Linked DNA regions of Homo sapiens: region 1 is linked to region 2. Evidence: chromatin loops called from intact Hi-C (ENCODE). Cell type or tissue: heart left ventricle. All regions are shown on one strand. Each heading gives the region's core, and the rest is flanking DNA. Links, peaks and the distances in the headings are about the cores only. Region 1 overlaps LOC124901480 (a long non-coding RNA gene). Region 2 overlaps SLC35F1 (solute carrier family 35 member F1).

What was found. Hi-C counts contacts between places; a loop is a spot of excess contacts. Peaks named below come from ENCODE experiments on the same cell type or tissue, not always from the same donor. Only the 100,000 strongest peaks of a DNase experiment are listed, where the experiment ranks them.
Region 1: it touches region 2 in a loop (7-fold over the local background); 1 of 110 quality-filtered maps calls a loop at or near these places.

What each region holds. Positions count from the first base shown.
Region 1 is chr6:117,903,446-117,906,366 of GRCh38, forward strand. LOC124901480 (a long non-coding RNA gene) reads right to left here. Exons shown (of 2, transcript XR_007059904.1): 1 at 2,831-2,921; 2 at 2,214-2,372. Among named protein-coding and RNA genes, the nearest start is that of SLC35F1, 2.4 kb to the right of the region's middle. In heart left ventricle, for the core only: no CTCF peak of the experiment used is centred there; no DNase peak of the experiment used is centred there; H3K27me3 peaks cover 2,388 bases.
Region 2 is chr6:117,979,330-117,982,250 of GRCh38, forward strand. All of the region lies in intron 1 of SLC35F1 (solute carrier family 35 member F1), which reads left to right. Among named protein-coding and RNA genes, the nearest start is that of SLC35F1, 74 kb to the left of the region's middle. In heart left ventricle, for the core only: no CTCF peak of the experiment used is centred there; no DNase peak of the experiment used is centred there.

The sequences.
Region 1 (2,921 bases), core at 328-2,827, 76 kb before region 2:
CTAGCCCTAATAACTCAGTGTATAAATTCCACACAAAAGTCATTACAATTTTACCCACAATTTTCCATCAGTATTTTTATGTATTAAAATATTTAGAAGGAGAGAATATTGAAGTCACTGGCTGAAATAATTGATGTTTGTATAAGGATCTTTCTCCCTTATTCAGATATTTGATAACTGATTGTATGTAAAATAGTAAGCGCTTCTGAGATATCATCATCTATAGAATTTTTTCCTAATATCTTAGGATATTAAGATAATCCTACTCATTTAGAGGAAATTGATACTACTGAATAATTCCTTCACTGAATGTGGCAAACTTCCTGTCAACAGAGACTTACCATGTCACCATGACAAAGACATACCAAACCAGGCTTTTGGACATGGAATACTCTGCAAATAATACTTAGAAATTTTAAACTCATCAAAATGTAGTCTGACTCTGCAAAATTAGCCCTTATCCACAACTAACAGCACTAATCTCTAATCCTCCATCTCTCTTAGCAAAAAGGTCAATTATAAACCTACACAGTATTCTGGGTTTACTCCAAAGGAATAAGTTTCCAAAATGCAAAACAAAAAAATTACATAAACAGAAACATCGTGTAGAATGTGTGAACAGTCTTTGATATCTGTTGCCTAGTGTCTGTTTCCCTGCTCTGTGCATATTTTCATATCCACTAATACCATTTATAGACTATCTTCATTGATGATGATTGTTCACTGAAGTTCTGTGCTTTAACATGCCAATTATTGTATCCATTTCTTGGATGTAAATTGATTTACCCATTCTACTCCTCTGCCATTTCCCCTCTCCACAAATTTTTCACCAGTTTTGCCTGGCTTTCTCTCCCATTCAAGTTCTATTATGTGAATCAAAACCACAAAGCTCTATCATTCTGGAGGCCATAGATTCAGTACTACATGTTGAGAAGATTCAATCTGACTTAGGAGATAAAGAAAAAGATTAAAAGAATGATACGGGGAAAGCATATGGCCACTGGTCATTTGCAGCAGCACAAGCAATTCCAGATAGTTGTTCAGCAATTTGGGGAGGATCATCAGTTACCTCTGGTGCATGACTGTGAAGCTTTTTTCTCAATAACGTGCACAGGTGCAGTCTATGCTAAACAGATTAGTCAGTGCCTGGTGACTCTGACATAGGCCAAACTTCACTCTTCCCCACATCAGTGGACATGTCTTCAAAATGAGAAACACTAAAGAAGGTATAGCTGATAGCCAACTTCTGCTTCCTTAAGGAATTCAACAGAACTAGTCTGTGCCTGAAGAGAAATTCGGGTGATATAATGGTAAGAGAGGCAGAATTTTTTGTGGCATGGAAATTCTGCAATAGCATCATACCACTAACCACAGCTGACAAAGAGGAGGTAAACTGAGAAGTAGGCATGTCCCTGGAACCCACATGCCACCACTGAAAACTACATACAGATCCTTAGCCCATTGCCTTCATCTCCCTTCCTTTTGGTCAGAGCTCGTGAACTGATTTTGAGGTCAGGGATGGACAAAAGTCTTGCAGCAGGAAAAAGGGAAGCAGCCCTTTTCTACATCTTTTATGTTTAATTTCATGTCAGACACACCATTATGACACTTGGACATTTGACTCCTGTTTACTTACTTCACAAATGTTATCTAGCTACTTAAATATTTTTTTCTTTTAGAGATGGTGTCTTGCTATGTTGCCCAAGCTGGCCTCTACCTCCTGGGCTCAAGCCATCCTCCTGTCTTAGCATTAAGAGTAGCTGGGACTACAGGCACACACCAACACACTTGGCGGTTAGCTACTTTCTAAGAAATGAGCATGGAGTACAGAATCAGAGGATAAGAAGGGATCTGATGCTGTATTCCCCCAGAAATGGAGTAACAAAAGCATAAGGCTTGAGTCTGCATTGAGGTCTTACCAACAAGATCGAAATTTTACATCTCTCATCTTGTTGTTCTTTCATCTTGGTTTTCTCCCTTCCTGACTCAGAGGAGATGTAGAGCATTTGGATTTAGTAGTCCCTCTAGAGAAATGACCAGATGCAAATGCAGACATTGAAGTGCAGACACAGCACTGAGTCGTGATGTGCCAAAAACATTCAAAGGGAGGCAAGCCAAATGTGAAGGAAGAGGGCACTGAAGCAACCAGTTATTCAAGGCAGACACCTGAAATTACCATAAATGTTGTTTTAATAGAGAGACTTCTACCACGATTTGCTGCCAGGTTCAGCTGAAGTGCATTTTATTCATGTCTGCTACATTCGGTGGGTCCACTAAGGGTAAATTTATTGCCACTATTGGAATTTTAATGCCCAAGAGGCTACAAGCCTTGGTCCTGTTTGTAATAATTCTTCAGAGTGTCCTGTGCAAATCTGAGGTGGAAAAATCAGAGAATGAAAGGTTGTTGAGAAAGAACAGGACGACATTTTAATTATAAAAGGGAAAATGTTCCAATTGGGGTTAATTTCTGTAGAAAGAAACCTCAGGGATATTTCAGGTAGCAAGTAGGTTTTACAGAATTGAAATATAGATTGAAGAGATTTTGCAAATACCCGTTTTCTCATATTTTTGATGATTAAAAAAAGACTCCGAATTTTGTTAAAGGAATTGGACCTTGTTAACTGAACAAAGAATCCCATCTTATTTATATCCTTCCATATTCCTTTTCTCCTCTGTTGAAAGGACATAGTCCATTCCTTTTTTGAGTGTTATTTTCTCCCCAATTCCCTCTCTCAGTGGCAAATCCTATCACTGGTATTTTTAATTTGCTGGTTTCAGAGCATTTGGATTCAGTAGTGGTATCAGCATGCCTTTGTGTGAACAAACTTACCTGTTAAACTTACTCAATTCCCTGCACTGAAGCGAAGAGTTTTTTAAAATGCATATCATTTTTCAAGGCAAGATCCCTATCTAAACAGTCT
Region 2 (2,921 bases), core at 138-2,637:
TGGAAGATTTTCTTATGAGTCAGAGGCTAGTTTCTGGTCCCTTGAATACTGTTAAGATTTAACTGTGGTGTAAAGCAAATATCAGCAGGTATAGCTTAAGGATTGGTTTTGCCTCACGATGTTTTTCCTTTTTCCAACAGAAGTAGACTTCAGATACATTCATTTTACCTAACCTGCATCTAGAAAATATTAATAGTGCTTTTTATTTCACTAACACAGCTTGCTCTCTAGTAATCAGCATACTGGTATGTTCCCAATCCTGCTGTGTTCTGCCTTTACATCAAAAAGAGAAAATCTTGCTTAAAACACTCTTCTTAAAGCACAGAGAGTTAAAATTTTATAATTATGTCTTTCTTTTCTTCTCTGTGGCTCTTAGTCCAAAGTCATGTAAGAGGGTCTGTTGTAGGAGAAAAGAGAAAATCCAGTTCTGCTTCCATAGGATGTGCTGCGCGATCATCAATGTCATTGTTCCTTAACTTGTATCCATGGGATCCAGCTGATGATGTTTTCAATATTGGAGCCTTTTGTTTCCCAGCATGATGGGATGATGGAGCACTTTGTACATCTCATCAGGAGTATCTGATTCATGTTTCTCCTAACTGTGCCAGCAAGAATTACTTATCAGAATTTTTTTCCCTTTACTGTAGTAAAAAGTTGCTGTTAGCACAGTTGTGAAATTTCTTCTACCCGTGTTGAGTTTGAGGCCTCTGATTCTTTTTACTCATCGAATGGGTTTCTGTTTTATATGTTTATGGTAACCATGGAACCTTGTCTAGAGCCTCATGTGTAAGATTGCAGACTCTGTTTGTGAGGTGTTCTCAACATCGTTGATTTTGAGACAATGTGTGAGGGGGGAAACTTCAGAAATCTACATAAGTAAACCTCCCACTGAGGTTTGGGTGATCAGATGGGCTAGACCTCCAAAACCTCTGCTAAATCTGGGATTCCAGGATGCACATCATTAAAGAAATGTAAGGGGTGGCAGGAGGTACAAGCACCCTTGATTGTCTTTGAAGAAAGCCTAATTATTCCCATTTCACAAAGCCCCTGATTACATTGTAGAATTACAAGAATTAGGTTGAACATCCAGTTCTAATGTTGTATATGTTGAGGTGCCTGACTAATTCAAAATACATTTCATTGGAGGATATTACAATTTCTAGAAATGTTACTGGATATAAGATAAAGAGAAAATGGAACAGAAAGGAGTTTCTGTTTTCATTCTCATTTATCAGACAATTATTAGTACCCTATATCCTTGGCACTGTGTTGGCTGTTGGGCTTATAAGGTCTCTGACTTTAGGGAGCTCAAATTTTAAAGTGAATATACACATGAAATAAGTAATCAGAGTACACTGTAGTAAAGACTAACTAGAAATATTTATAAAGTGTCATATGATTACTGAAGAGTCTGTGAAAGAGAATCAATTTTGTGGGGACTATTCGGTTTTTCAAAGGAGGTGACATCTGAGTTAAATCTTGATGAAAGTGGAGGAGTTCAACAGCTAGGCCCAGAGAGCATTTAAGGTAGTGGGAGGGATATTGCAAAAATGTTTAGAGTTATCCTGTGGCAACAGGGAACCCTGGGTGATTGTAAGCAATAAAGTGACATAATCAGTTCTGAATTTTGGGAAAAAAAACCCTCAAAATGTAGGAATACCAGTTAGTGGTCTATGATAAAAGTATGCAGCAGAAGCAGAGGTGGGGAAAGGAGAGGAAGAGATGAGTTTGAGAAAGCTTTGGTTGTAGGGCAAAAGGAGATTCCCTGTTTCCATGTAAAAAGGGTATTTTGGGTTGCCATTAAGTAAGATAGGAGACTGAGGTTGCACAGGTGTTTTGTATTTTGGTCATGTTGGCTCAGAGGTGGAAGATGCAGTTGGAGATGCTGGAAATCCTGATCTGGAGGGCAGGAGAGAGATGGTGCTGGAGTCGTGGAGATGATGCTGGAGACATGGAGATGGTGTTGGAGATGTGATCATTACCCAAATATAGCTGATGGCTGAAGCTATGGTACTGGAGGAGGCCATCCAGGGAGAATGGAGTATATAAAACTGAGAGTAGAGTTCTTAGAACATTTAAGATGGAGAAGGGAGCAAGAGAAAGTGACTGCAGGAAGGCTGAGTGGAGAGGCTTCCATGGTGTTGTCACAGTGCATGAGGGAGGATTGAGGGAGGTGACATCAGGGAGTGCTGGGAGTTGACAGGGCATTTAAATAACTTAGTGGGATTACATTATTGAAATGCCTCTGTATGGTTCTATTCCCAAGCATCATTGGAGGGCTTCTGCATGTTTATAGGGGCTGAAGTACGTGGGACGGCAAGCAGTCATGAAAAGAAAAAGAGGCTACGTGAAGTGGAATATAGTTAATGGTTAATGTTTTATTTTTGGAGTTAATGTTAAGCTTTACATTTTCTAAACTCTGTTAAACTATGTAACAGTGGTCAAAGACTTTTTTTTGTATATTCATACCACAACCTACACTATTCTTTTATAATCCCAATCTTTTACAGTAGTTATCAGCATTGTTTTTACATTGCCTTTTTTTCTTATTTTTTCCCAAGAAATCATTTTGGGGCAGGGAGAAATTCTCCATAGACTCCATGGTGCCTCTGCTGCCTGATGGATGTTAAGGATTCTGATGTCAGTCTGACAAGCTAGGCATTGCATTCTCTGTATGTTTCAAGATCACAGCTCCATGCTTATGCTTTTAAGAATACAAAAATACGAGATTCATATTTAATCTGTGATCTATTACAACCCCCAAATCTGTTTCTGTCAAACTTATATTTAAAATATATTTATTTACAGTTTCTGTTTTTCTTTCTAAATAAATTAGCCTTTCTTTATTTCTTTTTACATTGATGTGATCTGTAAATCAGTTATAGGAAATGAAGTAATTTTGACTCTAACTTTACTGGGTG